Linked DNA regions of Homo sapiens: region 2 is linked to region 1. A link is a loop called in an ENCODE intact Hi-C map of the cell type or tissue named here. Cell type or tissue: Caco-2. All regions are shown on one strand. Links, peaks and the distances in the headings refer to the core of each region. The heading gives the core; the rest is flanking DNA. Region 1 overlaps LOC105372035 (a long non-coding RNA gene). Region 2 overlaps CHST9 (carbohydrate sulfotransferase 9).

Evidence for each region. Hi-C counts contacts between places; a loop is a spot of excess contacts. Peaks named below come from ENCODE experiments on the same cell type or tissue, not always from the same donor. Only the 100,000 strongest peaks of a DNase experiment are listed, where the experiment ranks them.
Region 2: a loop joins it to region 1, with 7 times the contacts of the local background. A loop is called at or near these places in 50 of 110 quality-filtered maps.

What each region holds. Positions count from the first base shown.
Region 1 is chr18:26,807,196-26,823,893 of GRCh38, forward strand. It overlaps LOC105372035 (a long non-coding RNA gene), which reads right to left. Exons shown (of 3, transcript NR_188008.1): 2 at 16,324-16,698; 3 at 15,146-15,354. Among named protein-coding and RNA genes, the nearest start is that of AQP4-AS1, 50 kb to the right of the region's middle. In Caco-2, for the core only: no CTCF peak of the experiment used is centred there; a DNase peak (open chromatin) is centred at 6,046.
Region 2 is chr18:26,993,194-27,009,891 of GRCh38, forward strand. The region is part of intron 4 of CHST9 (carbohydrate sulfotransferase 9); the gene reads right to left. It overlaps LOC124904275 (a long non-coding RNA gene), which reads left to right. Exons shown (of 2, transcript XR_007066323.1): 2 at 4,839-6,165. Among named protein-coding and RNA genes, the nearest start is that of AQP4, 140 kb to the left of the region's middle. In Caco-2, for the core only: no CTCF peak of the experiment used is centred there; no DNase peak of the experiment used is centred there.

The sequences.
Region 1 (16,698 bases), core at 2,931-10,930:
ACCATTTCCTCTCTTTAGAAAATCTTTGTAAAATGTATGAGTGCACTCTTTCCTTAGTAATTACAGTATAGTGAGCATAATTGCATTTTTGATGATTAAGAATTTTACAGTGCCTGAGGGTTGCCAGTCAGACTATAAATTCTCATTGTAGGATATTTTACATGGAGAAGTTGCAGGAAATTGGGCTAAATATGGATTGATCCTGGGACAGTCTCTAGAAGTTTATTTTCTAAAAACTTGAATATCTATTAGTTTTCATTGTCCTTTAAATTTTTCTTCAAATTTTTTTTTGTGCAAAAGTTTAATCAGAATTTTGATCAGCTAGATTTGGGTTAAGAAAAAATTTGCTATGTTTTTTGTTAAATCATTTGAATGCTGGTATCAGTAATGGTACAGTGAAATTATTCACGTGGGGCAAGATTGGAGGTGTGCATTACGCGAAGGGTGGGATAAAAGAACCTGACAGCGTTATGAGTTTCAATGAGGAGGTTATGTTAGGATTAACTTCGATTGTGCAAGTTTACTGTTGACTGTAAATTCAAGGAATGAGGGGATGTCAATGTCAGGGCATCCAGCAAGTAGGAATTATCTTCCATTTTTGTCCTGTTTCTTTTGTGGAGAAATGGCCCTGCATGTTCAGATCTTCCTATATCCTGTGGCTGAAGCCACCATTGGTGGGTTAATGTAGAGGTTGATATAGAGGGAACACATCAGGCAAGTACATATTGTTCATGGCAATCTTTTCTCTAGATTCATCTTTTTGAGTCTCTTTCACCAGTAGACTGATCAGCTGGAGGTGATTTAGGAATATGGGATCAGGGCCATAAATCTTTCTATTCCCATCAAAGATATGACTAACAGCTAGAGTCAGGGGTCTAAAGGGGATGCCACACCCCATGTAGTTATCCAAGAAAGTGGCAGGCTAACCATTAATGTGTGACCAGGGATGGGATGCAGAAATTGTTGGTCAAATCAAGAGGGTGTGAAGGGCCATATTGGTGTCCAGGAAGGAAACATTAGGTTGCAGAACATGGCAGATGGTAGTGGGTCCTCCTCTTTGTCTCAATACCCTTAACGTCTCAATTCCCTTCTTTTTACCCCTTCTTCCAATGCCTTCTCATCTTCAAGAGGTGATATTTTGGCACTGTTCAGAAACTGGCATTGGACAAGTTAAAAGTATGTTTTTGTATTATTTTCCACCAAGTTTGTCCTTTACTAGGGTTGTCTTTAAGTGTTGCTGTTACTGACCTACTGTCTGCAGGGCCTGTGCCTTGAGTTGTGTATGTAGTAGTGAAGAATTAAGCTTGAGTTTGTGAAACTCTCTCACCAGTCTCCCCTGTGAATCTGGCTTTGCATTTGTAGGAAAATTATGGGGGTTTCCCAGAAGACTATGTATTTCCTGGAAGACTGATGAGATTGAGAGAGTTCATGACCAGGGTACTAACTCCTCTTCATGCAAAGGAAACTGTTTATTTTATTCTATTTAAAAATCAGGTTTAAACCTCAGTCACTTCTCATTAGCATCATTCTATGTATGCTCAGTTCAGTTATAGACAAAATATTTTACTACCCAGCCAATTCAGCCACAACTGGAATGAGCACTGTGGGGATTATATGGATGAGTTAGATAAAGTCTAAGAGCTCCTGGGGCTCAAAGTCTCACAGAGGCATTTAGTGATTCTAACATGAGAAAACTGTGAAACATGCCATAATGAAAGTATGAATGGATTTCATTGAGAGAAATAAAGGAGAGAGAGGACGCTCCAATTAGGAAGATGCCTTGGAGTAGAAGGAATTAGAGTCAGGCCTTGGAGGAGGTATAGAACCATAATGGCCATGGCCCATAGTCAGGGCATTTCAGGGGGAAGGGATGGCCCAGATGTATGCACAGAGGCTGAAGGGAGTAGAACCTGCTCTAGGGCAGATAATAATCCAATGAGGTTGGGCTAAGGGTGTGTGGAAGTCAGGTAAGAAAAGGGAGTATGGTTTCAGTAAGATTGGAGATGGAGGCTGCTGTTTTATCATGGATGGCGTGACTACCACAGTAGGGGATGATGAAAAGTCAGCATTGTTTTTGAACAAGAAAGTTGTTGAGATTGTTACGTTTTAGAAAGACAATTCTGGGGGCAAGGTGGAGAGTAGGTGGCATGGGTGAGGGTGGAGGACAGGACAGACGAGCTGGAGTGTCCAGTCACGAAGGTACAGCAATTATTCAGATGAAAACTCATAAATCATGACCTAGGAAAGTGATCATGGGAAGGAAAATGAGGCCATGGACTTGGAAGATGTCAGGGCCCACGGAGAGGGAAGTATGAATAACTCTGAGGTTAAATGAGATTGGGAACATAAGGGAAGTAAGAAAGGAGAACAAAGTTTACTTTTAGTAAGAAGATGAAGGCCACGCGTGGTGGCTCATGCCTCTAGTCCCAGCACTTTGGGAGGCCAAGGTGGGAGTATGACTTGAGCCCAGGAGTTCAAGACCAGCTTGGGCAACATGGTGTAAACCTCTAAAAAAAAAAAAAAAAGAAAGAAAATTCAAAAATTAGTGGTGTATGCCTCTAGTCCCAGCTACTCAGGAAGCTGAGGTGGGAGGATCACCTGAGCCCAGGGAGGTGGAGGCTGCAGTGAACCAGAAGCAGGACACTACTGCAGCCTGGGTGACGAAGTGCAACCTTGTCTCAAAAGAGAGAAAAAAAGATGAATAGCTCATTTTTGAATATGCTGAAGTTTGAGTGTGTACATGTTCAGCCTGAGAGGTGAACTTGCTCTTTGAGAGCTGGGATATGTCTCATTCGCCTTTGTAGCCTTAGCACACAACAAGGCATTTATTTAATTATTCGTTTATTCATTTATTCATTCAACCAATATTGATTAAATGACTACTCTGTATCAGGACCTGGCATGTAATAGGAGCTGAATAATTGTTTGCTTAATTGAACTAAACTAACTTTTATGGATCCTCACCTAGTTAAGTTGTCATTCTATTGAGAACTTCTACTTGGTAGACTTTATTTGGTAGGACCGTTAGTTTAATGGGGACTGGGTGAAGGAGTGGAAGCATAATGATAACTGTTTCATAGGAGGGGGAGTTAATGACTTGTACCTGCAAGGACCAGATCATGGGCTTACAATGGGAGTTCAGCCTGCCTTCCGCTGTGTGCCCCAGCTTTGAAGTAGACAACACAAAAGTCTTGGGGAACTTATTTATAGACATTTTCCAAAAGCAGAGGGAAGGATGGAATGGGTGGGTTGCATGAGTCACTTAGGTATTCCTGCCTAAATCAGAACCCTGTACTTCATAAGATTAACCGTATTCATGCCTCTTTTTTTGTATGATTTGTGTATTTTCTTCATACTTTTAAGTTACATTTTTCCTTAGGTGTTGACATTTTTCAAAATTTCAGTCTGTCTTTCTTATGCGAGTGAAGGAAAACAAAGCCATCTTTAGGTGATTCGTTTCTATTTTGGGTTGGAATTTTATGTGGAGAGTAACATACTACCCAGACTAGGTATTGTGGTGTCAGGGTCCTAAAGAAGGAATATGCACTAGGGAAAGTGTAGGGAAAAGTCAGGCTCAGCTGCACAGAATCCTTTTCTACGAGGGAAGTTCTTTTCCAGAGGTCTTTTCTCGGGCATTGGAGATGTTGTGTAGCGTGGTGATGGGAGTCAGGGTGCTGGATTGGAGTAATCCTGATCCTGATTATATGTACTCATGCAAATGATTCATTCTTTTAGGCGTCCATTTTCTCATCTATAAGAGAGATAATTATACCTGATTCACCTTCTAACATGCTAAATGATTTGCCTAATTACTGTGTTATTTTTTATCCCCCCTAGAATGTTAGCTTCTACAGATAAAACTGGGGCAGAGTTTTATTTGCATTGATCCCTGTGTATCCCATGTGCTGGGGACATGGTTACCTTGGAGGTAATTTCAAGGCAAAGGAAGTAGAGGAAGTGGGAGGAATAATTGGGGTGGTAAAAGGACAATATGTTCCTGAAAGTCAATGTAGAAAGGGGTTTCATGAAGAAGATGGCAACAGGGCTGGATACTGAGGAGAGACAGAAGGGAAAATCCAAGGATAGGTCTTTGGATTTTGTAATTAGGAGGATACTGGTGCCTTAGAGAAGCCAAAAGCCATTGAAAAACCCAATAGTCAGTGATAAGAAGGCTAAAGAGATGGAAGGATGTGGTGACAGTGAGTTACAGCAACCCTTTCCAGAAGCTCAACAAAGAAGAGGAGCGGGATGGGACTTAATCTTGATGACAAAAAAGGTTCAAGGGAAGAGTTGTATTTTTATAATTTATTTATTTTTATTTTATTTTATTTTATTTTATTTTTTTGAGATGGAGTCTCGCTCTGTCACCCAGGCTGGAGTGCAATGGTGCAATCTTGGCTCACTGCAACCTCCAGATCCTGGGTTCAAGTGATTCTCCTGCCTCAGCCTCCTGAGTAGCTGGGATTACAGGCACACGCCACCACACCAGCCAATTTTTTTTTTTTTTTCAGTAGAGACAGGGTTTCACCATGTTGGTCAGGCTGGTCTCAAACTCCTGACCTCGTAATCCTCCTGCCTTGGCCTCCCAAAGTGCTGGGATTATAGGCGTGAGCTACCATGCCTGGCCAAGAGTTGTATTTTTAAACCAAGGAAGGAAGGTGCCCAGGGGCAGGGAGAGGCGGAATATGTGAGGAGAGGCAATTATTATTAAGTACCCGAGGAGGGAAAGAGTGAGATAAAACCCTGAGGGAAAAGGTTAGTCTCAGAGGACACTTCTGGTTGAATGTGATTAAAAGGGGGAAAACCATGAGAAGCAGGGAGATTGGAAATTTAAGAGAGAATAATTAAAGGGTTCAAATTGAAGTCATCTAGCGTCTCAGTGAAGTAAGAACCAGATAATATGGCTGTAGTTTGGTGAGGACTTGCAAAGGGTAGAAAAGTTTTCAAAGAGCTATACAGAGAATCTCAATAGGGATCAGTATACATAATTGATGAGATGGCTCAGTGGACAGAGACAAGTGGAATTAGATGGCATGGACATGCTGCAGATCCCATCTACTCAGTTATGTGAACTTCCCCCTCAGTAATGCTCTGTATTCAAAATGGGGCTCAAAAGCAAAATGGCTGACTCGAAGAATGTGAGATTAAAAATTAGAAGGGAAAGTATGAAGGTGGGTAAACGGGTCCTGGAAAACCACGATCTTATTGAAAGTATGACTGAGAAAATGGACAAAAGTAGTAGAGGATTCAGCGATAATGTAAAGATCAAGGAATTGAAAGCCCTGAAGACAAAGACTAGATTCAGCAGCAGTGAGAGGGATGGAAGAGGCATAAAGTTAGGTGTGTTTATCTGATTAAATCATTCTTTTTGTTTTCAGAAAAGAAATGTGGAAGTAATGAAGTTGGAATTTATGGATTATTCCAATGAAAGCAGTCCTTTGTCCTTTTTGGCACACAAGTATGCGTTACTGTTTCTGGGTGATAATAACTTCTAGTTAGACTAGAAAGAGCTGAAGAAAGCATTTTTCTACATCAATGTGTAACAATGAGAAGAGGGAGGTGGGGAGTAGGGGTGGGGGATAACGTCAGTCCTCATCTCAATCATTATGATCATGGAAATTAATTGTTGGGAAGGGAATCTCGAGTTGAATTTCCCCTGAAGTTCTTTTCCAGACATATGCTAAGTTATAGCAGGGTTTATTCTAAGTAGCTTTTATTTCCTCTTTCTTCATCTGTAGCAGAAATTAAAAGAAGTGTCTTTAATAGAAAGCAAGATGCCATCTTATTAGTCATGGTGCCCTAAATCTATTAGCTTTGAGTAGGCAAAGTGGCAGTGATTCTGATATGCCTGACATTGTCCAGTCACATTTCTAACAGCATTTAAGGAGGTGGTCAAAGTCATGTATCTCTTTTGACCTTGGTAAAAATTAATAGTGTAATGCCTAGTCTGCCTGTATCTAAAACCCATCTACAAAAAAGTGATAAAGCAGCCCATGTTCTCAAGGAAGAGGATACAGGTTCTGTCCAGCAGCCATTAGGTGGTGCTGCCTAACCAACATTCCCTTCCCTGTTAGGTCACCTACATGAGTCCTGTTGCCTTTATTGTGGATACAATGGAGAATATTATGTGATTCACTTACAAAAGGTGGAAGTGGCTGAAATTTCTCTATCACCTCTGTGAAACCTATCAGATTCTCTTTTTTTCTGGAGAGTAGTCAATAGCTGCTCTAAGGAGGCAGCAGACACGAAAATGGCTGCTCAGACTGAAAAGCAAGCATTGATATTTGAGTAGCACTTTCCACTTTACAAAGAATTTTCACATGTCAGAGTTCCTGGAATATTGGAGGTAAGCACTCATGACATTTTTTGAATGAATAAGTGGAGTACTGTAGGTAGAGAAAATTAATTCTATATTGACTTCTGATAATGTAGAAATTACATCAAAGTTAGTTTATGAAAAAAGGTATATGTTTCTGAGACAACATGCATGGCTATTGATAAATGTGACACATAATAACACTTACTCTACTCATACTTATTCTATTGCAGGGCTATTATGGAAGTTACCTTATTAGCAGAAAATTGAAAAACAATAACAATAAGAAATTTTTATTAAGAGCATATTCTCAGGCTCTCCTTATTTCCAAATGGTGTCTTCATTGAAGAATTTATTCTCCATTACATAGCTATATATATGACTTTTCTTTTTCTATTTTCAAAAATGTGTTTTTTAATTGACAAAAATTATATATGTTTATTATGTACAACCTAAGTTTTGAAATATGTATACATTGTGGAGTAGCTAAATTGAGCTAATTAACATACACATTACCTCACATTGTTATTTTTTTGTGGTAAGAACACTTAGAATTGACTTTCTTAGTGATTTTCAAGAGTATAATACATTGTTATTAACTATAATTACCATGTTGTTCAATAGGTCTCTTGAACTTACTTCCTCCTGTCTAACTGAAATTTTGTATCCTTTGACCAACATGTCCTCAGCCCTGACCCCTACCCCAAACCCCTGGTAACCACCATTCTACTCTCTGTTTTATTAGTTTGACTCTTTTAGATTGTACGTATCAGTGAGATCATATGGTATTTGTCTTCTGTTCCTTGCTTATTGCACTTAACATGATGCCCAGGTTCATCCAAGCTATACCAAATGACAGCATTTTATTCTTTTGTAAGACTGAATAGTATTTTATTATGTATATACTACATTTTCTTTATCCATTCATCTGTTGATGAACACTTAGGTTGATTCTATATCTTGGTTCTTGGGAATAATGCTGCAATGAACATCAGAGTGCCAGTATCTTTTCAACATACTGATTCCATTTCCTTTAGGTATATACCCAGTAGTGGGATTGTTGGATCATATTGTAGTTCTATTTTTAATGTTTTGAGTAACCTCCATAGTGTTTTCCATAATGGCTTACTAATTTACATTCCTACCAACAATGCACAAGGACTCTGTTTTCTCCACATCCTCTTCAACACTTGTTATCCTTTATCTTTTTGGTGATAGCCATTCTAACAGGTGTGAGGCGGTATCTCATTGTGGTTTTAATTTGCATTTCCCTGATAATTAATGTTGAGACTTTTTCATATAGTTTTGGCCATTTGTATGTATTTTTTTGATAAATGTCTACATTTTTATACCTTTTTTTTGAAAGTTTTTCTTTTTATCTTGAAGGGATGTTGAACTTTGTCAGCTGCTTTTTCTGCATTTATTGAGATGATTATATGTTTTTGGTTTTTCATTCTGTTAATGAGGTATGTCACATTTATTGATTTGTGTATGTTCAATCATCCTTGCATCCCAGAGATAAGTCCCACTTGATCATTGTGAATAATCCTTTTAATGTGCTGTTGAATTTGGTTTGCTGGTATTTTGTTGAGGATTTTGCATCAATGTTCATCAGGGATATTGGCCTGTAATTTTCTTTTCTTGTAGTGTACTTGTCTGGCTTTTGTATCAGGGTAATAGTGGTCTCATAAAATGAGTTTGGAGGTGCTCCGTCCTCTTCAATCTTTTGAAAGAGTTTAAGGATTGGTATTAGTTCTTTAAATGTTTGGTAGAGTTCAACACTGAAGCCATCAGGTCCTGGGCTTTTCTTTGTTGGGAAACGTTTTATTAAGGAGACTGAGTCAGTTTCCTTACTTTTTATTGGTCTGTTCAGATTTTCTACTTCTTCATGATTCAGTCTTGATAGGTTTTATGTGTCTAGGAATTTATTTATTTCTTGTAGGCTATCTGATTTGTTGGCATATAATTGTGCATGGTAGTCTTTTACAATTTTTTGTATTTCAGTGGTATCAGTTGTAATGTCTTTTTTTCATTTCTGATTTTACTTAAGTCTTTCTTTCTTAGTCTAGTTAAATGTTTTCTGAGTTTATCCTTTCAAAAACCAACTCAGGGTTGTTGATATTTTCTACTTTTTTCAATTCTCTCTCTCTCTCTTTTTTTTAACCTAATAATTTTTTTTTATTATACTTTAAGTTTTAGAGTACATGTACACAACGTGCAAGTTTGTTACATATGTATACATGCGCTATGTTGGTGTGCTGCACCCATTAACTTGTCATTTACATTAGGTATACCTCCTAATGCTATCCCTCCCCCCTCCCCCAACCCCACAACAGGCCCCGGGGTGTGATGTTCCCCTTCCTGTGTCCATGTGTTCTCATTGTTCAGTTCCCACCTATGAGTGAGAACATGCGGTGTTTGGTTTTTTGCCTTGTGATAGTTTGCTGAGAATGATGGTTTCCAGCTTCATCCATGTCCCTACAAAGGACATGAACTCATCCTTTTTAATGGCTACATAGTATTCCATGGTGTATATGTGCCACATTTTCTTAATCCAGTCTATCATTGTTGGACATTTGGGTTGGTTCCAAGTCTTTGCTATTGTGAATAGTGCCGCAATAAACATATGTGTGCATGTGTCTTTATAGCAGCATGATTTATAATCCTTTGGGTATATACCCAGTAATGGGATGGCTGGGTCAAATGGTATTTCTAGTTCTAGATCCCTGAGGAATCGCCACACTGACTTCCACAATGGTTGAACTAGTTTACAGTCCCACCAACAGTGTAAAAGTGTTCCTATTTCTCCACATCCTCTCCAGCACTTGTTGTTTCCTGACTTTTTAATGATCGCCATTCTAACTGGTGTGAGATGCTATCTCATTGTGGTTTTGATTTGCATTTCTCTGATGGCCAGTGATGATGAGCATTTTTTCATGTGTCTTTTGGCTGCATAAATGTCTTCTTTTGAGAAGTGTCTGTTCATATCCTTCGCCGACTTTTTGATGGGGTTGTTTGTTTTTTTCTTGTAAATTTGTTTGAGTTCTTTGTAGATTCTGGATATTAGCCCTTTGTCAGATGAGTAGATTACAAAAATTTTCTCCCATTCTGTAGGTTGCCTGTTCACTCTGATGGTAGTTTCTTTTGCTGTGCAGAAGTTCTCTAGTTTAATTAGATCCCATTTGTCAATTTTGGCTTTTGTTGCCATTGCTTTTGGTGTTTTAGACATGAAGTCCTTGCCCATGCCTATGTCCTGAATGGTATCGCCTAGGTTTTCTTCTAGGGTTTTTATGGTTTTAGGTCTAACATTTAAGTCTTTAACCCATCTTGAGTTAATTTTTGTATAAGGTGTAAGGAAGGGATCCAGTTTCAGCTTTCTACATATGGTTAGCCAGTTTTCCCAGTAGATGGAATCTCACTCTGTCAGCCAGGCTGGAGTGCAGTAGTGCAATCTCAGCTCATTGCAACCTCCACCTGCCAGGTTCAAGTGATTCTCCTGCCTCAGTCTCCTGAGTAGCTGGGATTATAGGCACATGCCACCATGCCCAGCTAAGTTTTATATTTTTAGTAGAGACTAGGTTTCACCATTTCAGCCAGGCTTGTCTCGAACTCCCAACCTTAGGTGATCCACCTGCCTGCCTGTATTCTCTCTTTCATTTATTTTTGCTATGGTCTTTATTATTTTCCTCCTTCTACTAACTTTTGGCTTAGTTTGTTCTTCTTTTTCTAGTTCCTTGAGGCATAACATGAGGCTATTTATTTTAGATCATTTTTCTTTTTGATGTATGTGTTTATTGCTATAACCTTCCCTCTTAGAATGGCTTTTGCTGCATCCCATAAGTTTTTCTATGTTGTGTGTTCATTTTAATTTGTCTCAAGATATTTTTAAATTTCATCCTTGGCCCATTTATTGTTAAGGAGCATGTTGTTTGATGTCCATCTTTTTGTGAATTTTTCAAGGCTCTTCCTGTTATTGATTTCTAGTTTCATAACATTGTGGATATAATTTCAGTCTTCTTCAATTCATTAAGACTTGTTTTATGGTTTAATATGATCTATTCTGGAGAACATTTCATGTGTTCTTGAGAAGAATGTGTATTCTATTGCTACTGGGTGAAATGTTCTGTATATATTTGTTAGGTCTATTTAGTCTAGTCTAAAGGTTATTGTATTCTAGTCTATAGTCTATGAAGCTTATGTAAAACACTTTATAACAGGCTGTTTTAAGCTGATAACAACTTAACTTTGATTGCATATACAATTCTATACTTTTATCCCACCCCACCCCCAATTTTATGTTTTTGATATCATAATTTACATATTTTTGTATTGTGTATCCTTAAATTGTAGCTGTTACTATTTTTTTGTTATGTTATTATTTTAAATAATTTTTTTCTTTTAACTGTCATAGTCATGATATGTTATCTGCATACCACCATTACTGTATTAGAGCATTCTGAATTCAACCATGTACTTTTACCAGTGAATTTTATACTTTTATGTGTTTTAATCAGCATTACTTTTTTTCCAGCTTGAAGAATTCCCTTTAGCATTTCTTATAAGGCAGATCTGGTGGCAATGTACCTCCTCAGCTTTTGTTTGGGAAAGTCTTTATCTCTTCATTTCTGAAGGACAGTTTGCCAGGTAAATATTCTTGGTTGGCAGTTTTTTGTTTTTTGTTTTTTTTCCCTTCAGCACTTTGAATATACCATCCCATTCTCTCTTGGCCTATGTGGTCTCTGTTGGGAAGTTCACTATTAGTCTTATTGGAACTTCTTTCTTTATTATTTGGTTCGTTTTTCTTGCTGCTTTCAGTATTTTCTCTGTGTCTTTGATTTTTGACAATTTGATTTTAATATGTCTTGGTGTAGTCTTGTTTGGATTGAATCTGATTGAAGAATGTTGATCTTCTTTCTCCTTGATATTTATATATTTCCCCAGATTTGAAAATTTTAACTTTCTACTTCATCTCTCTTCTCTTCCTTTAATTCCTATAACTTGAATATTTGCTCTTTTGATGCTGATACATAAATATTGTAAGCTTTCTTTATTACTTTTCATTTTTTTCTTTTGTCTTCTCTGTACATTTTCAAATAACTTGCCTTTTAATTTGCAATTTCTTTCTTCTGTTTTATTGATTCTGTTGTTGATGCCCTCAGTTGCATTTTTTATTTCATTCATTGTATTTTTCAGCTTTGAATTTCTGTTTGGTTTTCAAAAATAATTTCAATCTCTGTTAATTTTCTCATTTTGGTTATTTATTATTTTTCTGATTTTGTAAAATTGTTTCTCTGCATCTTCTTGAAGTTTGCTGAGCTTACTTAAAACGATTCTTTTGAATTTTTTGTTGGGCAGATTGTAAGTCCCCATTTCTTTAGGGTCTGTTACTGAAGCTTTAATTTGTTTCTTTGGTGAGGTCATGTTACCTTGATTGTTCTTTATCTTTGTGGTTATGCATTGGTGTCTGTGTATTTGAAGAAGTAGGGACTTATTTCAATCTTTGCAGACTGGCTTTGTCTGGGCAATCCCTTTACCAGTCAACTCATCCAGAGACATGTGTGTGGTCTGGAACCTGGGGCTACTGGGGATCACCTGGCCTTGAGGCTAGTGTGGAGCCCAAGTCTGGGAGAGTTGTCCTGGTACTGGGGCCTATCCAGAGCCTGGGGATGCTGAAGTCAGTCTGGCAGTAGGGTATACTTGGGGACTGAGTCTCCCAGGCAGGCCTGGAATCTGGGGCTATAGGATCTGGACTGGTGCCAAGGCAATTCTGGAGGCTCAGCCTGGCAGGCTGGCCTGCAGTCTGAAGCCACAGGGTGCTGCCCAGCGCTGGATTTTACTGGGGCAGGCTCAGTGTTGGAGCCTGAGGCAAAGTCTGGTGCTCACTTTCATCTCTTTCCCCCACATAAAGGGTATCTGTCTTTATTCTGTACTGCCTGGGATTGGGGGAGGTTGTCATGGGTGGGTAATGTGAACTGTCCTTCCTACCTTCTTTTCTTTTTATTATTTATTTATTTATTTATTTATTTTTGAGACAGAGTCTTGCTCTCGTCACCCAGGCTGGAGTGCAATGGCATGATCTCAGCTCACTGCAACCTCTGCCTCCTGGGTTCAAGTGATTCTCCTGTCTCAGCCTCCTGAGTAGCTGGGATTACAGGCACCCACTACCATGCCTGGCTAATTTTTTTGTGTATTTTTAGTAGAGACAGGGTTTCACCATGTTGGCCAGGCTGGTCTCAAACTCCTGATCCCAGGTGATCCGCCTGCCTCTACTTCCCAAAATGTTGGGATTACAGGCGTGAGCCACCGCGCCCAGCCTACCTTCTTCAACACATCTTTTCTGTGCTACACCCAGATACTGTAATCACTCACTCAGTTTCCTTAGCTCTTGTGAAGGTATTTTTGTGCCTGAATAATTGTTCAAATTGATGTTTCTGCAGGGGAATGAGCACTGGAAAGTGCTATTTTGCCATCTTTCTTGAGTCTTTTCGCTTCCCGTCTACATATACTGCTCTCAAATGATTTTGGGGAGTAGGCAAGACAAAAAGTTCCTAAACACAGTATGAACAGTTTATTTTACCATCCTGAAAGTGTTTTTATTTATCCATGAAATCCACAAAATTTAACTGAAATAAGCAATGTAACTTTCTAAGATATTCTGTGACTAGCTTCTAAAAACTTCTCTATGCAATATTATCTTGGGAAGGAAACGTAAACTTTGATATTCTAGCTCTCACTCTGAGATGCACCTGATAGGTATTTTAGCCTGACATGGTCACAAACTCCAGGAATTGTTTTAGGCTGCTCCTTCTTTTGGGGACCCTGAGAGATTAGGTGGATTCACAAATTCTTGTATTGTCTTCTGCTGGGGTTTGCTGATTCTATAAAGGGAACCCTACTGTGTCTAAGGTTCTTCAAGTTCCATTCTAAAAACACTTGGAATGGTGGAAGTTGTGGTTCATACCCAGAATGTTTCTAGGAATAGTAACATAAAATATCTTTGAAATTTGAGAAAAAATACTAAGATATCACAAAAAAGATAGTATCCTACACAATTTGAATTATGTAAATAAGAAATAAAAAGTATTCCTCATCTGTTCTTTCTGATACCATTCTCCATCAGAAGTAGTCCTTGTTAAGTATGGTATATATCCCTTCCAACTCTTTCCTATGTTGCTATATTTCCTATAGTTCTATACATCTATTTGACTATTTTTCTTTGCATATGCAGCACACATACACAACAATTTTCTTTAGTATCTTTTTTAAAAATAGAAATAGCTATATAGTATTTCATTGTGCAGATGTATCACAATTTATTTCACCTTTTTTCTATTGATGCTCATTTTTGTAATATTCACTTTTTTTTGGCTAAGTGCTGCTGCAGTTAACATCCATATGCACCTGTCTTTTCATTCTATGGACTTTTAAAATTGAAGATGCTGTGTATGAGGGAGAAAAGTATGACATAGTACCTAATATTTAAACTCACTCAACATTTATGTCTTTATCAATATTACATTGTTGATCACCCTTCGTAATTTTGTGCTGGGGTCAGAGGATGACCAATGCTTCCAGCTCTTTGAGGTGCCCCCAGTCTAGGCTCCAACTGAATGCAGATTTTAAAACCCTCTGTTGATAGAGTGTGATGGTGGATAGGGAATAGTTCACAACTCCCTACAATTTTACACTCTCCCGCACCTCTTAGAATTTTTCTCTGAGAGTGTTATGTAGTCATCACATCAAGAAAGCTTTAGCTATTCAATTAGTGGCTGCATATCTCTTTTCCTTGTTTAAAAGTAATATTTAAAAAACAATGGCTGGGCATGGTGACTCATTCCTATAATCCCACTGCTGTGGGAGGCTGAGGCAGGGGATTACTTGAGCCCAGAAGTTCAAGGCTGCAGTAAACTATGATTGCACCACTGCACTCCAGCCTAGCTGGCAGAACAAGTCCATGCCTCAAAAAAAAAAAAAAAAAAAAAAAAAAATTTCTTTAGAGAAAACATGCCATCTTTTTCTCCCACCCCTTCCTTTTTTTCTTCTCTCCCCATCTCTTCCTCCCTTCCTCCCCCCATTCCTTTCTCCCTCCCTCCTTCCTATCTTCTTTCTACCACCTTGAGAACACAACTTTATTTATCAGTTAAACTTCCCATTTAGAATGCTTGCATTGGAATTACATTTTGTTAAGGAAATTCTGGAGTTTAAAATAAAAATAAGGAAGTGGACAATATGCTTTTTTCTTTGATATCTCTTTTTTAGTAAGTCAGGATTAATGGAGTCCCAGGTGGTTACCAGCTCTTAAAAGTGAACTGTAGTACAGTGCATCCTAAGATTTCCTCTTAGAACTCTGCTAAGACAAAGATGACTGTGCCTTGTGGCAGTAAGCTATGGTGATCCTGGCAATTTTCATCATAATGGTATGATTTCAAGGTGACTCACCTTTCATGGTGGATCTTTTTTAGAATTTAGAGAGAAAGTAGTTTGACCAAGATGGTTAAGTTAAGGTAAATGATTGCAGTAATTATTCCTAATTAAATATCACCAGAGGGATGATAGGTATATCAAAAAGGAAAGCCTCCTGAGATGGAGGCAAGTAACGTTGTATTATAGTATCCACATTTTAGGAAGTGTTTGCATAGACATGGTTTAACCTGGATATTTTATAATCTGTATATATCAAACCACATCATAAAAAGTTTTATTATAGTTATGGGGAAAATTAATTTATGAAATTAATTAGGTTAATCAATGATTATCTACTTAACAGAAATTTTTCTGATGTGTCATTGGCACATATATCTGACACAGGGACATATATTAGAGCAAATACATCAACTTTTTCTTTAATGAGTACACTGATCAGATCATATGTGGTTTACCTGCTCCAGTTACCTTAAGTATGAAATAACAAGATTTGGCTCTGTTGATCATTAAAGGTGGCCCATTAGGTCTGGCTACTTAGAAATCCATTTGTGGTTGAGGCATTTTTCACAGTGGCACCTAGACAATCTCAGGACCATTATCCGGGCTCTGATTATCTACAGAGAAATAGTCACAGATTCTCTGCATGACAAGAGTGAAGCATGTTGCTATGTTTTGTTTTCCAGAATCTAAGATATAATAAATTACACCCAAGCAATAATCAGTGTTCCCGATCCTGTCTGTGATTTGCCTTTATTGTTTTCCAAGAGGAAGCCTCACACATGCAAAGCCATATGCTCTATCACTTTTCAAGTTGTGGTGTCTCATCTGGGAGTGATTTGAGCCCCTGCCCCTCAACATTTCTTTTATGACTCCAAGATTAAAAGACCATATTCAATCTTATTTTTATTATATCTTTTTGGGGAGGCACAAAAGCAGTAACTCTTAGCAGAGGAGGAACTTGTATGCCATCTGACCTAGAAACAGATGCTACTGATTGGGAAGATCACAAGCAAGGATATACACAGTCTTTCTGTATCTTTCAAAGTAAAGATGGCCCTGACAATAGAAAAGGAGAAACTACCTCAGTACCATCCCAAAATATCATTTCATGTGTAATAAAATGCAATTATTCTTCTTTGACCAAAATAAAACCCTTAGTGGATCACCCAATCAAAAAAGTCAGTTAACGTACAGAAGCGTAAAAATAGCTTACACAAATCTTATGTGCTGTGGCTCATGCCTGTAATCCCAACATTTTGGGAGGCCAAGGCGGGTGGATCACTTGAGGTCAGGAGTTCGAGACCAGTCTGACTATCATGTTGAAACCCCATCTCTACTAAAAATACAAAAAAATTAGCCAGGCATGGTGGCAGGCACCGGTAATCCCAGCTGCTTGGGAGACTGAGACAGGAGAATCACTTGAACCCGGGAGGCAGAGGTGGCAGTAAGCCGAGATCGTGCCACTGCACTCCAGCCTGAGCTACAGAGCAAGACTCCATCTCAAAATAAATAAATAAATAAATAAATAAATAAATAAATAAATAAATAAATAGAAACCCATAATTATACACCAATTCACCAACCTTGTGAAGCAGGAAATGACCTTGTTCTTGAGTTTGGTTCTTCTGATTAATGTTCTTCATTGGCTCTCACAGACAAGTGACACCTACACAGCATCATTGGCCATGTGAAGCTTCAGTTTCTTAGGTGAAGGAGGAACTTACAGAAACTTACAAAGCAATCTAAGACCACTATTCTTCCCATTTTTAAATGATCTGATTTCCTTCCTCAATCTTTTATGGTTGTCTTGGTCAAACTTAAGATGACAGTATTTATTTTTAAGGTGACCTGACTTTATTGTCTCTTTTCAATGCATTTGATTTGGTTTTTGTAGAGGAAGTAGATCTTTTGTTCTTCATATCCATAATAATTGCTTTTAATAATATTTAATGAGACTG
Region 2 (16,698 bases), core at 5,863-13,862, 190 kb after region 1:
CCATGGTTAATCTTGCTTAGCATGGCAGGTGTTAAATCTGTCCCAACCCAGAATACTTCCACTTCATAGTAAAAACACTTAGGTACCATGAGCTTTTTTTTAAAATAGGAAGAATCACAGAAATTAAAGAGAATTGAAACCTTAAATTTTATTATCTGGGGAAAAATCAGAACTTTTAGGTCCAGAAATGAAGGTGGTTTTAAAATGGTATTAGTAAACTAATGTTGATGACTGTCTCATAAAGAATAACCAAAGAATCCAAGAAAAGTTCTTTATCTGTGACTTTTTATACTACCAACATAGAGCCAAGATTTCTGTCAAGCCACAAGTATTGCTACTAAGACACTGTAAAGGCAGTTTAATATTATCTTAAGATAAATGAGGAAACAATATAATAAATGAGTAAAAAGAAAGACAACTAAAGAAAGAAAACCAGAAAGACTATATTCGATTTAATTGTTTTTAGAAAATTAAACACAATCTTAAAAATAAAAGAGTTAGAACTATGTCTGGAGGAAAGTAAAAGCAAAACAGAACACTTACTTTGTTCTAAATATGGCCATTTGGAAACTGTGAACTGAGATTGCACAGAGAGATTCTGATCATAAAATAACAAGTTGTATTAGTTTGCTAGGGCTGTCATAACAAAATGCTGCAGACTGCGGGCTTAAACAAAGATGTACTCCTCGTGGTTCTGGAGGTTAGAAGTCCAAGGGCAAGGTGCCGGCAGGGCACGTTTCATTCTGGGGCCTCTCTCCTCGGCTGGGGGATGGCCCTCTTTCTCTTCTCACCTTGTCTTCACATGGTCTTTCCTCTCTGCCCTTACAGATTTGATGTCTCTCTTTGTGTTCAAATTGCCTCTTATAAGAATGACTGTCAGAATGGATGAAGGCCCACTCTAAAGGCCTCATTTTAACATAATTATCTCTTTATAGGCCTTATCTCAAAATACAATCACATTCTGAGGTACAAGGGGTTAGGAATTCAACATATACATTTTGAGGGCACACAACTCAGTTCCTAACACTAGGTTTCCGAAAAGATTTTACACATCAATGTATATATTTAAAAGATAATGCTAGAAATGTGTTTTTCATTTTCTTTTCTCTTATAATTTTTCTGAGGGCTAAAGTGACCTAATACATAACAGTTATGATCAGCCAAATGCTTACTCTGTGTTGTGTGTGTGTGTGACAGAGAGAAAGACAAAGAGACACAGGGAGACAGAGCCAGAAAGAGCGATTTTCTCAGTACCTTTTCTCAATACTTTTTCTCTTTTGATTTCTGATAACACGTTTGTTAGGCAGCCTCCCAAATGGCTCTCAGTGGTCTGCACCTCCTGTTCTTCATGCCCTTGTGTATCCACTTGAGTGTGGGCTGGATTTATTGATTCTTTTTTTGCGGGGCTGGGGGGTGGACAGGGTTTTGCTCTATTGCTCAGGCTGAAGTGCAGTGGTGCAACCTTGGCTCACTGCAACCTCTGCCTCCTGGGTTCAAGTGATTCTTTGCCTCAGCCTCCTGAGTACCTGGGATTACAGGTGTGTATCACCGCACCCAGCTAATTTTTGTATTTTTAGTAGAGATGGGGTTTCACCACGTTGCCCAGGCTGGTATCAAACTCCTGGCTTCAAGTGATTCACCCATCTCAGCCTCCCAAAGTGCTGGGATTACAGGCGTGAGCCATTGTGCCTGGCCTGGATTTATTGATTCTTTCCTAACAAGTAGTATATAGCAGAGTGACAGGACATCAGCTCTAATATTAGGTTGTGAAAAGACTGTGGCTTCCATCTTGGGTGCCTCTCTCTTTGAGTGCTCACTTCTGGGGAAAGCCGGTGGACGTGTCTTGGGCAACCCTGCGGAGGGTCCCATGTGACTGAGATGGAAGCAGAGCTTGTGAGACCTGCCAACAGCCACATGAATGAGCCTGCAAGTAGCAACCCTTAAGATGACTGCAGCCCAGTGGCTCACGCCTGTAATCCCAGCACTTTGGGAGTCCAAGGTGGGTGGATCACGAGGTCAGGAGATCAAGACAATCCTGGCTAACACGGTGAAACCCCATCTCTACTAAAAAAAAAAAAAAAAAAAATGCAAAAAATTAGCTGGGCGTGGTGGTGGGCGCCTGTAGTCTCAGTTACTCGGGAGGCTGATGCAGGAGAATGGCATGAACCCGGGAGGCGGAGCTTGCAGTGAGCCAAGATCGCGCCACTACACTGCAACCCGGGTGACAGAGCGAGACTCCGTCTCAAAAAAAAAAAAAAAAAAAAGATTACTGCAGCCTTGAGGAAAACCCCAAGGTAAAACTTTCTAGCTAAGCTGGCTGGATTCCCGACCCACAGAAACCGTGGAATAATAGACTGCTGCTGTTTTCAGCTGCTAAATGTTGACATAATTTGTTATGCAGCAGTTGATAACTAATACAAGCTTAGCCTGCAAATGTCAGTCCAAATTTTCCTTTTCAAGCTGTAGCTTGGGATACATGAAAAATAAGCAAGTGTTTTCAAAAATCAGTTTCAGAAAACTTTCATTAACACTTATAAATTGAGATGAAAAACCTAGGATGAAAGTTTTCAACACAATAACAAACCTGAAAAGAAAGACTGCTTTGCTTTGTCTATTATTAAAGCAAAATTGCTTATTGTGTATCTTAATGTAATTGATTTACATTTTCGTTCTATAATAATTTAGTTTAGGCTGAATTTTGAAAATAAATCAGCTGCAATTTTAGTTTCCCTCTTAAGAGAGAGCTAAAAGTTCAAGAATTACAAAATTAATAGTGTCAGCAATAAGAAATTATATAGTTAATATGAAATGCCCGTCTGGATGATAGAGCCAGATTCTTTACTCGTTGCTTACATGTCTTATAAGCCAGGAATGGGTCTGGTCCAATATCTGAGTCCATCATGATTTGTTTCTCATGGTGCTCAGGCACCTGCCCTGTCCATCCAAGATGATGTGGGCAGGCCTGGGTGATACCCAGGGTAGTCCGTCATGCACCATTCTTACACTCTCATTCTTTGTACTTCTGCTCTTACAACTTATACCCTGTAAACATGATTCTAAGTCAGCAACATTTTTTTTAATTGGAAGGCTTTAGACACACTGATATAGTTTGGATGTTTTGTCCCCTCCAAATCCCACGTTGAAAGGTAACCCTCAACGTTGGAGGTGGGGCCTGGTAGGAGGTGTTTGGGTCATGGGAGCGGATCCCTCATGAATGGCTCGGTGCTGTCCTCATGATAGTGAGTGAGTTCTTCAGAGATCTGGTTGTTTAAAAGTGTGTGGTACATGCAGGATATGAGGGAGAGGAAAGGCCTCTTCTTCCGTGCTTTTATAATCATTGGTTAACAGTTAGGGTAGCAGTGCTTCTATATAGGACAAAACCAAACTCCATTGGCTGGAGAGGCTGCAAGGCAGGAAGGCGGATACCTGCCCCAAAGGATGTTAGAGAATGGGCAGTTTCATAATTTTCAGACAGGCCTGAGGATACAGACTCTAGTTAAAGTACTGCCTTGGATTACTGTCCAAAATACTCTCTTGTCCCTCCACAGTGTGCATGTATGTGAAATGCATGGCTGTGTGCATGTATGTGTGTAATCTAACATCAGATGCTATATCTATGTGTATATACAGGTACCTAAACTATGCCTAATCTCTTAATTTGACTCTATGCTGCTTGTCAGAGAAAAGCAGTAGAAAATTTGATTTGGGCCATATTTCCTCTATCGTCAGCAATAATCCTTTGTATTTTAAACACATGTCCCACAACTATCAGAAAAATATGCAGTATTTTTTGTTAGTATTTTAAACATCTTAGCACAATGAGTCATAGCATGGGTCTGGAATTCTGACCTCCTGAGTTCCAATTTTGCTTTACCACTTGCTAGCTACGTAGGTATGTTGTTTCATTCTGTGAATTCCACCTTTGCATCTTTAAAAGGGAATAACAGCAGATGTTACTGACAGGGCTATAGAGTGCTTAGGATCCACACACAGCTATTAATCAATAAATGTTGGTGATCATGCAGAAAGGTGGAACAACTTTCTTAAAATAAGTAATTCTCCAGCATATAACTGCAAACAAAATTCTAAGTAGAGAAAGTGTTATTATTAGTAGTATAATCCTGAGCTATAAAATAAAATGCTCCAGTAATATCTATATTATCCATTATAAACACAATTAGTATAATGTAATCCATCTTTCTAAGCCATCTGTGGGGGTTTGGTTACTTCTTCTTACATAATCTCATTGAAGAGGATCTCATGGCATGGAATTAGAGGAGAAACCACTATGTAGTGATGAGATTTATCTGCACAATGCAAGATTTCTAGCTAAGCTTCATGTAAAAGGTATGTCTTGACATGCATCTTAGACAATAATGCCATGGGAAAGAGTTCTGCAAATGGAGTTGGAAACTTTTGATAAGGAAAGGGTTAAGATAAATGTGATCTTGTAGCTTGGTGGCCATTCCACGACATCACCCTAGAATAGCACTCAAAATTAATCTCCAACTGCGAATCACTTTCCCTTTATAATAGCACATAACCACTTTACTATACTACCTAACAAGACATTTTGGGTAATATCACTGTCTTCAAGGCCTGGGAATAAGGCTGAACCATGATTTTTCGGGCCTAATATAAATTTCTGCCACAGGCCTCTAGTCAGGGCCTGCATAGGGCCATTTACATATACTCTCTGCCATTAATTTTTGCCACAAAGCACACAGTTCTAAACCACAGCATATGATGTGGAACTATGAAGAAGCGTTATTTTTATTTTGAATTCCCATTCTGCATAGCTAGTAATTTTGCATCTTTTTTTGTTCTGTAATCAACAGGAGGAGCAGTGTCAACAGTCCTAGCCAGCTGTTGCTGAAGGGCCCAACACCAAATCCCAGCTGAAGAACAGCTTCTCATCTTTTGAGACACAGCACAGGGTGATGGGCATGGAGCTCTTCCACACTCCCCACAGTCTGACTTAGCTCTCTCCGTTGTGCCCTCCTGGCACCCTGCTCGTATTTTATTGTGGCACCTATATCGCTGGATCTCACTCACTGGTTTGCACTCCTGTATCCCCTTTGAGGGAACAAATCCCATGCCTCTGCAATCCCAGGATCTGATACTGAGATAGACACTAAACAGATATTTAAAAATTTTTGATAATCAATGAATGGACAAGGAGAATAAATAATATGAAAGATGAAATAAAGAAATAAAAGTATTAATGAGAGTATAAACATATCCAGATTGGGCTGGGTGCGATGGCTCATGCCTATAATCCCAGCACTTTGGGAGGCTGAGGTGGGAGGATCACTTGAGGTCAAGAGTTCGAGAGCAGCCTGGCCAACATGGCGAAACCCTGTCTCTGCTAGAGATACAAAAATTAGCTGGGTGTGGTGGTGTGTGCTTGTAATCCCAGCTACTTGGGAGGCTGAGGCAGGAGAATCACTTGAACCTGGGAGGCGGAAGCTGCAGTGAGCTGAAATTGCACCAGCCTGGGTGACACAGTGAGACTCTGTCTCAAAACAAAACAAAACAACAACAACAAAAAAAAAAAAAAAAGAAAGAAAGAAAAAAAGAAATCCAGATAGACTATTATGTCTTACTGTTCTTTTTCATTCATACCAAATGGGAAAGAATTTCCTGTCAATGCTGGCAGTCTCTGGCTATCATGTGGCAGCATCCGGGAAGGACCTTTGAGGCCACGCTCTTTCCCTCAGGGGACAGTGAGGTGCGTTGTCCATGGCACCGATGGGTTTTTCTCTGGGTAGCAGGAGGTTCCACAATTCCCCAGCCCCATTTCCTTTTAAGTCATTCTGGTTATCATTTCAGTTGAAAGAATTGGAGCTACTTTTCACTTGGGAGAACATAATAAAAATCACTTATTCAGTACTAAATTAGGATGGACAGCCTTTCTCTTGGGAAGAAAAGCAATAACAGATCACAATAATGAGATTGTGCAACAAGCTTTGAAAATGCTTATACTACATTTATATGAAACAGTATTTGCTTACACTTCAGATATGGCTGTCGATTTATGGTTCAGAGCCATGGAGCAGGTAATAAATATGACTGTGACAACTTTCTGAAATCATTTTTATTACTTTTTAAAAATAAAAATACTATTTGCTGTTCAATTCCTATTAAACTATAGCTTCTAAAATACTCAACTTTGGATTTTCAAAATCAATTCTGGAAGGATGTAGTCCATAATGCTATAATTCATTTTTCAAAGTACATAGCATCACTGATGCAGTGTGCTCTAAAAACTTGTGTTCCAAGCATGATAATGATTTTTAGTCCATATCATTGATATTGACTTTACTAGGTCTCATAAAATGCATTTCCAAAAGTAATTACATGTTTTGTAAGATGAAACTCAATATTTAATTTTAAATTTAAATAGAACAAACATTTAAAAGTTTATATAAAAAAATTGGTGAAAGAAAAAGAATTTCACTATATTATATAATTTTGTATATCCTGAGAAAGTTATATTTTTCTCTTTAACTTTCTAAATTCTAACAAATGAGGTCCAAATTACCTACCTTTCAGGGATTTTTAAGTATTGTAATGTATAAAATATAACAGAGTTGGTAGTAGTAAAGTTATTATTATCTAAATATTAAGGGAAGTCTATGGATAAAATAAAAATAAAAACAACAAATACATACAATCAGTTTAGTTGGGTACTTAGACGTTAAGTGGGACAGTGTGTAATGATGCAAAGCCAACTATTTAGTAGCTGGTTATAAAGCACATTTCTTAAAATAGGAGGGGAAACCCCTTAAATACAAGAGAACCACGTAATAAAAATGCAACAGAAAAGCAGCTTGATGATGTGCACATTCAACTCAGTAACATGCTTGTAAATACAGAGACCTAGGCTGTCTTTTTTCATTTTGGGGAACAGATTCTAAATGATATCTCCAACTACCTCTTACCCCATCCCTGGTAGGATCACATTACAGATATCCACCCCGGTTTTCAAAGTTGTGCAGATAGCTAACCATGCTCCTAGATTCACCCCAGACCTCTGAATTGTCTAACCACATCTGCTTTGCTCTTAGTTTCCACATACAGAACTCTAGATTTGTTGGACGTTTGAGGGCTTTAGCAACTTCAGCAAGAAAAAACTATAGACATAGAATAGTCTTTCAAGAATAACAAGATGAGTTAAGTGGCAAAGGTGTTCACTTACGAAGGGACTTATCAAAATTTTAGTCCAGGTATGCCTTGCTTTCAGCTAACTCAAATGTAGAGAATCTAAAATAATATATCTATTCTTTCAAAATTAATTTGTCGGGCAAGTGATATGTGACGTGGAAACATAAGATGAAGCCCTAGCCTAGCAGTCCACAGCCTACAGAAACAGTCTTAAAGCCTTTTTCATTGTACAGCACTTTCTCTCCATCATTTATTTGTTTTGTCTATCTATCTATCTATCTATCTATCTATCTATCTCTCTATCTATCTATTATTCTATCTATCCAACCATCCTTTATCATATACCACCATGGTAGAATATTTTGATCTCATAAAATTTACCTTTCCCCTAAAATAGAGATTTAAAAAGATAAAGAATACACACAAATGACATCTCCAACTCCCTCCTACCACATCCCTGGAGGGATCACATTACAGATACCCATGTGGGTTTCCAAAGTTGTGTATATAGCTAACCATGCTCTCAAGATTCACCCCCCCATCTCTGAATTGTCTAATCACATCTACTTTGCTCTTAGAACAAACGGAAGTTCTAATCATTTCTCCCTAGTAGATGATCTTGCATACCCCTTGGGATATGAGCAACCCACATTGGAGATCAGTGCCCCCAAAGGTTATAAAGCATGTGAACAGATTACCATCAGAAGGCACAGAGATAGAAGCAACTAACTCCCTAGGGGAATTGGAAAAACTTTACAGGGAGAGTAGATTTATAAACAGGGTCTTTGAAAAATGAGGAGGATACAAAACATAATGTAGGAGGTGATGATGTGTGTGCATATAAGTAGATTATGCACTGATCTTCTCTAAGGGAATAATAAAAAGCCAGACTGACTCTAGGACTGGACATTAAACTTGGTAGATTAAGAGGAGGAAGAGAAATAATTCTATTCCCTTGGAAAAGAGGCATGACCCTCGGCTGCTCACATTCCATGCCCAAGGAGGGCTGAGATGCTGCATCTAGTCCAAGAATGTATTTGGGTGAAGCATTAGCAAAAGTATAAAGAAGTTTGTTTTGCAAACAATTTTTTACTGCTTTCCTAGAAGTGCTTTTACTTTTAGACTCTTAAGACAAGCTGAGATTTGGATGTGGAACTAGTTAAGAGAGAAAAGAAGGTTCATGGCTTAACTAGGTTGGAGGCTAGTTGGCCTGCCTCTAACTTTGTCTTGCAGAGACTTCATGGGGCTTGGAGTAAAGGCATTATTAAAAAAAGACTATGCCCTCCTGATTCTGTTTGCTGGGCACACCCTTCCTCAGAGACCTCAGAATGCATGGTGGGAGGGTGGGAGGGCAGGAGGGATAGGACAGAACTTAGTTATTGAGGATCTCATTTCAGATAAGACTACTTATGACAGAAGTTTGGACTGGGTAAAATGTCAACACAAACATGGGTTGTGGATTGGCACACTCAGGTGAGGAATGGCATAGAATCAGAAACACCCACGGAACAGAAGACATTTACCAGGAAGATGGGGGAAAGGCAGAGGGAACAGTGGAATTATGAGATAACAACCTAACCTCTAAACTCAGGGCCAAGCATATACAGAACATTTTGTGAATTTCAAAATGCTGCCCCTGCAGAAAGACAATTTTTTAAAGAAATGCCCACTCAAGATTGACAAAGTAAAAAAAAAAAGGCACATCCTTTGGGTGGATGAATGAGAAAGAGTCACTCCTTCCTTTAGGCTAATTCAGTACTGGGCCAGGACCCACAGCTTGAGAAACAATGTAAGTGAGCTTTCAGCCCCCATTCACCCTGCAGTGCACAAACTGCAGAATCCTACCTGGAGGCCTGCACCATCCTTAATTTTTTTTTTTTTAATTCATTGCTCACTTGGAAGGCTACAATAGCCTTGCTATTTCCTTTATTGCATTATGTAGCCTCCTGCAACAAAAACTGAGCTCTTTGCCAACATGGATCATCTTGATATTCCTAGAAACCAGGAAGTAAATGCAATATAGAAATGCAATACAGACCTATGTCCTTGACTTATGATGGATCAGCTTATGATTTTTCAGTTTTACAGTGGTGCAAAAGCTATATCCATTCAGCAGAAATTGTACTTTTGAGTACTCATGTAACCATTCTGTTTTTCACTTCAGTAAATTATTCAAAAAATTACATGAGATATTCAACACGTAATTGTGAAATAGGCTTTGTGTTAGATGATTTTGCCTAACTGTAGGCTAATGTAAGTGTTTTGTAGGCTAGGCTAAGCTATGATGTTAGGTAGGTTAGGTGTATTAAATGCATTTTCAATTTATGATGTCCTCAATTTATGATGAGTTTAATGAAATGTAACCCTATAATAAGATGAGGAGCATCTGTGGATTACAGTTCACAGAAAAGCAAATATTCTATCTTCCTAGGAAAAATGTTAAGAAATTATGCAATGTTAAAGTAATGACTGTGTGAATAAACACATAAATTGTGAAGTTAGGTCAGCAGAGTAGTTTCAAGTGGGAGGAAATGTTAATGGCAGAAATGTGAAAAGATGAAAATCTTTTACTAAGTTAAAAAACTGAAATTAAAATTAATTTATCTGTACATTGTAACTCAACCACATGGGTTGGCTAACTAGATAGAAATCTTATAATTTGACCTAGCGCTACATAAATTTAAAAAAGTTAACAGTATCCTGAAAATAATTTTAAAATAATAATTGTGTGAAAACTGGCATTGGAAATAACATTTGTTGTTTGCGTGAATGAAAAGTTTATTTAAAGGTTGAGGGCAGAGTGAGGTGCTAAGAGTGGCTTATTGAAATCAAAGCTCTAGAGTAATCTGCATAATAATTATCCTAATCATTTTCCTACCAGAAAAACTGATGATGTGTAGACTTTCCCATGACCACATGGCGAGTCAGGGGAACAAGGAATCATATTCATGATTCCCAGTCCCAGACCACCATTTCATTATTCAAGAAGACCTAGATCTACCACTCATGGGAGGTTAGCCCAAAGCTCACAAACTAGGTCGCTGGGTGAAGTGCAGCGAAGTTTTCTTTGTTTCAATTTACAGGATGAAATAATGGGCATGGACCTGGTAAATTGTACTTGCAATTATTTTCTTAATTATAACTGCAGGGTAATTTCCGCAGATAGGGTGTATAATATAGAAAGATTTTTTCCCCCTCACACTAAGGAGTAGGGCAATTGAAGGTCTTCCATTTCTCCTATAAGGTGTTGCTGAGACATCTGATATTCCTCACATATAGCACTTGGTGATTTTTTTGTACTTTACAACACCTGCACATGACAGCCAAAAGAAATGGTGGATTTGGAAAAGAAAATGAATTAAATTGGTTTTTGGGTATCACATGGACAAAAACAAGCTTTTGGGAGTTTTTTTGCTATACTTTTCACTTTTCAATCTACGGGCTTAGTCTTGTATATACACCATGAAATATGTTTTTCTGCTTGATTGTTTCCTATAAAAGACTGTAATGTAAGAATGTGTTATTTGCTCCAATTTTTCTCCCCATTTACTTGATCAGTGTGAGAAACTATTCTCCTCTAGCCTCAGATAACATGTTATCTATTACCATCACGTTTAGGTAAAACAGAGCCTGGAAACACATTTTATTGATTTCTTATGGAAATAGGAATATGAGTGTCTGGAAAAAAAAAAAGTACTCACAAAACAGAGATAAAAACCAAAACCAGAACTCAGTCTCACACCTAATGAAAGCAGAGAAGAACAGTAAAGTGGAAGAACACAACCAGGCATAATGGGAGGAAGAACAGAATGAAAGATAGGCTTGTAAAAAGGAAGAGCAAATTACTGCGAGCAACAGAGGGAAGGAGAATTTCCTCAGGCGAGGATTAAGGAGGGAAAAGGCCAGAGAGAAAGAGGCCACAAGAAAGCAATGAAAAGAATCAAGCAGGGCGGGGGCGTTTTGCTAGGCTTTTCTTTTCTGTCTTTTTTTTTTTTATTATTATATTTCTTTCCTTAACAACACATTTGTGCTTCCAGTGGTAAAAGGCAGAGGCAGAGAAAAGATAAGATTTCTCACTTCAAAATTGTGCCCACTTTTAATGGTCCTTTTTCTCTAACCCATTTGGCACCTAACAATAATCCATCAAGAGAGGTGCTGAATCCTTATGTCGATAAATGTATTTTTTCCCTCTCTTGGAAAGACATATGCTACTAATTGTTTTATTTCAGAAAGTACTTTTGGCAATGCTGATTTTATATCCCTAAGTGCCCCCTAGTGACAAGGTCCAATTTCAAAATCTCTTTCACAGTAATTTTGTTCTAACGGTTTCCCTTTTCGTAGTACAAATGTGGCTGTCGTAGGGACAAACAATCCAACTTTCGATCAATTTATTTTAATTAGGCAGAAAGGAGGGTTTCTTGAGCAGGTCTAGGACACCATAATAAATTACTGTTTTTCTTTATGAATTAATTTATAATTGGAAAAATTCACAGTCCCTTAGAATAAAATCAGGCCTCTCCAAATTACACTATTAACAAAATAAACTATTTGGACTGTGAGTAGTCACATTCCCTTCTCCTCTGTTAAGTTATATGAAGACTCAGATTCCTGACATCGTTTCTTTTAATTCAGTTTGTGAAACAACAAAATAGCAGCACAGACATGAAGAATGACAGGCTATACTTTTCCAGTTATGATTTCTCCTGATCACTTCTGATATTCCTATAATTCTAGCATGAAACATAGACACTGCAAGAATAAATGTTAAGGCTTAAATACTGATTTAGCGACTCGTGTGATATGGGCATATTATGTAATTTCTTTGAGCCTCAGTTTTATGTCTGTAAAATGGGAATACTACTACTAATAATAAAAAGATTATTGTAGGGATTAAATGAGATATTACATGTCAAGCTTTTAGCAGCATCTCTGCATATATTTAGGACTTAATAAATGATAGTTATTAAAATGCTCAGCCCAATAATTTATAGAGGCCAACCTTGGGTCTTTTCTTCTCTCTTTAAAATTTGGTGGAACCGATCTTAATACTTTGAAGCAGAGTCACAATGACCTTTAAATAGAGTGGGGATGATATTTACTTCAAATCGATGCTATTTTTAGATTCTCTTTAGATCCTGAGTACTCAAGAGCTTAACTAGAACATTCAACAAATCCAGTTCTGGTGTACCATATTTAGCAAATTGTCTATGAATTTAAACATGCAAATAGGAGATATTATAACTTCTCTTTGTATATTGTTTTACACATTAAAAGATCCTGGAATATATTTTCCTCATTTTATTGATGAGGAAACTGAGGCACAGAGGGGTTATATCAATTGGTTTCCATGGGGGAAGGGGCAAGTCTCCAGGGGAGGCATCAACATCTGCTGGAGGTGAGGGGGAAGCTCTTCCTAGCTACGAACCTTCTTCTTCCACTAGGGGCAGGAGAAGCTTAAGATTTGAACAGTTCTGCCCTTGCAGTCCCTGAGCCACTAATATTGATGTAAGCATGTTGAATTTCTTAGCCACTTCTGGGATGGAAACAAAGTTAGGTACTACTGGGCTAGTAACTGATTTTGAATGAGAATCTAGGTCTATTATATTTATATTCCCATAGCTGCATAAGGAGACTCACTTCTAATTCTTTATTCAGAATTTTTAGCTTCAAATATTTGTGTTTTTTCTCACTTGCACTCCCTGTACCACCATAGTCTTACTTCCATCACCTTTTTACAGAGCTAGTTAAAAGGAAAACTGATTAGCATGAAGTTAAAACGATCGGTATGCCACTGGAATTTTCTCTCTGATGTAATCAGAAAAATAGATCTCAGTCTGTGCCCTAAGAGAGGAGGTCCACTGCTCTAGGCTTTATTAATTTTATTTATTTATTTATTTGGTCAGCATCAAGTGCCCAATGATGAATCTATTTTCAGAGCTCTCTAAAATTTATACACTGGGTGTGGAGAGGGTATGCTATATTCATAGAAAGAAGTCCACCAATTCCAATGAACTTGATACAAATAAGTACTTTGATTGTTCTGAAAACCTCCAGCAATGTGTGGGTCATGAACTGAATCTATAATAGTTTTCCCTGCCATATAAATTTTTATTATAATGCTGTTTGGCCTGTTTAATTATTTAATTTCCATTCACTTGATTTCAAGTGTGGTTGAGATGTCAGAGATCATTAGTTGTTTATCCTCATAGTGTCCTAGATAGCTGGAACAATCGTTTGTTTCTAAAGCCCATTTCCCGTCTGCAGTTGCAGCTCTTTTTGTACTACATTTGCTTGCCTCCTCCACCATTCCAGATTCAAATGATTTATGTGATTGCTTCTCAGTCTTTCTGGGATTGCTGCAATTTTTAGATGTTATTTCGGTTCAACCTGTCACATAAAAACTGCAGAGAAAAGTCCAATCTCCCTGAGATAGATTGAGTCAAAGCCAGCAAAGCCGGGTCATTTGAACAGCCTTGGTGCAGGTAAACTAGACACTGGTGAATGGGCAGAGATGGTGATCCTGTCATGGCAATATCAAACACAGCATGAAAGCAGGAGAGAGCACATATTATGCTTTCCGTATTCCAGTCCCCCTTGTGTGTATGTGAGCATGTGTACGTGCATGTGTGTGTGCGTGTATATGCGTGTGTGGGCATTCCGTGGAGCTTACTTCAAGCTCCTAAAATTCCACATTCAACAGGCGCAATCCCCACTCTGGTATCAAAGTCTCCATGGTGGAGAAACCCACTGAAGTGTGGATTCACTAAAATATGAATAGTTGACAATGCTACCTCTTTATGACATTTTCTGCTTAAGTATCCCTTTCAATTACAACTATTTAATAAAATGGCTGTCTCCTGTTTCCATAGTCAGTGAGAGATGGTGGCTGAGAGAGAAAGACACAGACAGCACAATATATGTTTTGGAGGTAAAATTGATAGATAGCCCTTAATTGAAAATGCAGACTAAAGAAGAGGGAAAGTGTCCAGTCCTAAGTTTCCAGCAGTAGCAAGGAGGTGACACTTACTGAACTGAGAGATTTTGGAAGAGGGCCAGGGGTGAGGCAGGTAGCACTAATGGCATATCAATAGGCAGGTGGTTACGTGGCTCTCATGTTCTGAAGATAAGCAAGTGAAGAAGAGACATTGGCTTACAAGAGCAGATATAATCACTGTAGGAGGGAAAGAGGATAGATTAAAAAGCAAAAGGCCAAGCCAAGAATAATCCAGTGAGTAAAATTCCAATAGAAGAACAAAACTCAAAGGGATGGAAAAGGAACAGTCAGAAAGGGAAGGGGGAATCCTATTTTTCTAGAAGGAGAGGATAATAAGATTAGGACAGGTCATGTCAGATGGACAATAAAGTGTCCTCTGAATTTAACAGCATGGAGATCAACCATTCGCAAGTGCAAATCAGTGGAGTGGCTGGGACAGAGCCAGACTGGGGTGAACATGGAGAAAATAGGGTCTGGGGGGACAGGAAAGGGTATAGATAACTCTTCTGAAATGCATGGCTAAGGAAAAGAGCTGTATCTGGAAAAGGATACAGGATTCAGGAAGATCATTTACTGACTGATTTATTTTTTGGTGGGGGAGAATACAGAGCATTGCAAATGCTGACAGAAAGCATCCAGTAGAGAAGAGGTTAAAGATCCAGAAGAGAAAGTGAGTCACTCATCAGGGAGGTTCATGGGAGGACACGGAGAGACAGGACCCACAGCATAGGAGGGACGACTCACCACTGATAGGAGGTGGGTCCACTCCTCCCTTGTAACAGGAGAGAAGGAGAAGACAATGAGAGCAAAGCATATTGGTGTATACAGATCTGGTGAAGATATCAGAGATAGATCTCAGCAGGTGCCTTCTATTAACTTCTCTGGAACATGAAAGTCATCCACTGAAGAGGAGAAGAAGATGGGGTTGGGAGATTAAATTTCAAACTAGGGGAGATATGGAATGGTTACTTCAGAGAACTGACCTAACTAAAGAAGTAATTTCAGCATGGTCAAGCAGTACTTTTAAGCATTTGTATTAATAACAACAATCAAGTAGTTAGAAATGATAGCATATCACATATAAATCTGAAAAGCATTATCTCCCCTCTTATACTTGGTCCCTCCTAAGCATGCTATATTAAAACCAATCAATTTAAATGTAGTTCTTTCTCTAGTTTGTAGTTCTCCACCACTTAATATATCTTTTGGCTTTGAAACAGTGTGTATTGAGCAGATGTTTCTTTAAGTTGACAATCCTTAATTGGAAAAAGGAAAAATAAATTGCATAAAGTGTTAAATGAGTTCCTTGCGAGGCTAGGAGGCAGTCGTTCATTCAACTGCTCCCCCTGTCCTCTTGTATCTATCTCTTTTCCCTACCTATCTCGGTTGCTTTCTTATTCCTTTAGCACCTGCCACAGTGCTGGGCTCACAAGAAGTATTCTGGAATACTGGCATTCCATTCTTCTGCCATCATCAGGAGAGTTGAATCTTCAGTGGCCCTTCAATCTTGAGACAGGATTGCAGCAGGTTCTTGTTTTTTTGGTTCTGTTCTGTTCTGTTTTTTTTTTTTCCTTTCCTTTGTCAAAAATACTGAAACTCAGAATTGAAAACCAAAGGAATCACTTGCGAGTGCTCTCACTCTCGTCCTGTGCTCTTCTCTCTCACACATATAGAAATATACCTCTATAGTTCAGGTAGGGTTTTTGCACTGTATATCAAGGACTTAAAGAGGAAAGGGGGTCCTGTTGATTCTGCTTAAATATTTTGTTGCAATTTGTAACAATCTGTAACTCGGATTCAGTCATGGAATCTCAAGTCTTTAATGTTGAAAAGGATCGTAGAGACAGTTTCATCTCCCCTCCAGCCTGGACTACACTCTATTTTATGGATGACAAAACCTACAATGGTTAAGTGTGTGTCCTGAGGAGCCCATTCTGTAAAATAATGACCTTAGAGTTTTTATGAACATGACAAAGAACTCTTTCCTAGGAGGAGGCCAGGCATTTACATGCTCATTTTTCTAGAATGGTGTTCTGCACTCATTATTGCTTAATGAATGCTGGATAATTTGAATTCGTTGTTCATGATCCTTTACTAAAAAAAATAAGCACAGATCTTTGGACTAATGGAATTTGCCAAGTCATCATCAGGCTAAGATCTGGGTCTTAGTATAATTTCCCTTCTTTCAGTTCAGAATTAAAATATTATAGATAGGTGGGTGAAGTAATGCCAGTAAGTATGGTAATACATTTCTGACACATGGCATGCAATCTGTGAGGGCATTCCTTCACTTGGTCCTGTACTTTGGGCAGTAATGAAGTGGAAAATTAAATTAAATAAGCTTTTATTATTCTGTGGCTCTGTTGAAAAGGGTACCATCAAACACTTTAAATAAAAAACATATCTTCTGAAACAAAGCTTCTGAGTTCTTTGGCATTATTGAACTGTGAAGAAGCCTTCCTCTCATCCACTTTATGACTTTCTTTTCTTCTGCTTTTACCTTTGGTAGAATCATATCCATGGTAAATTATTTGGGG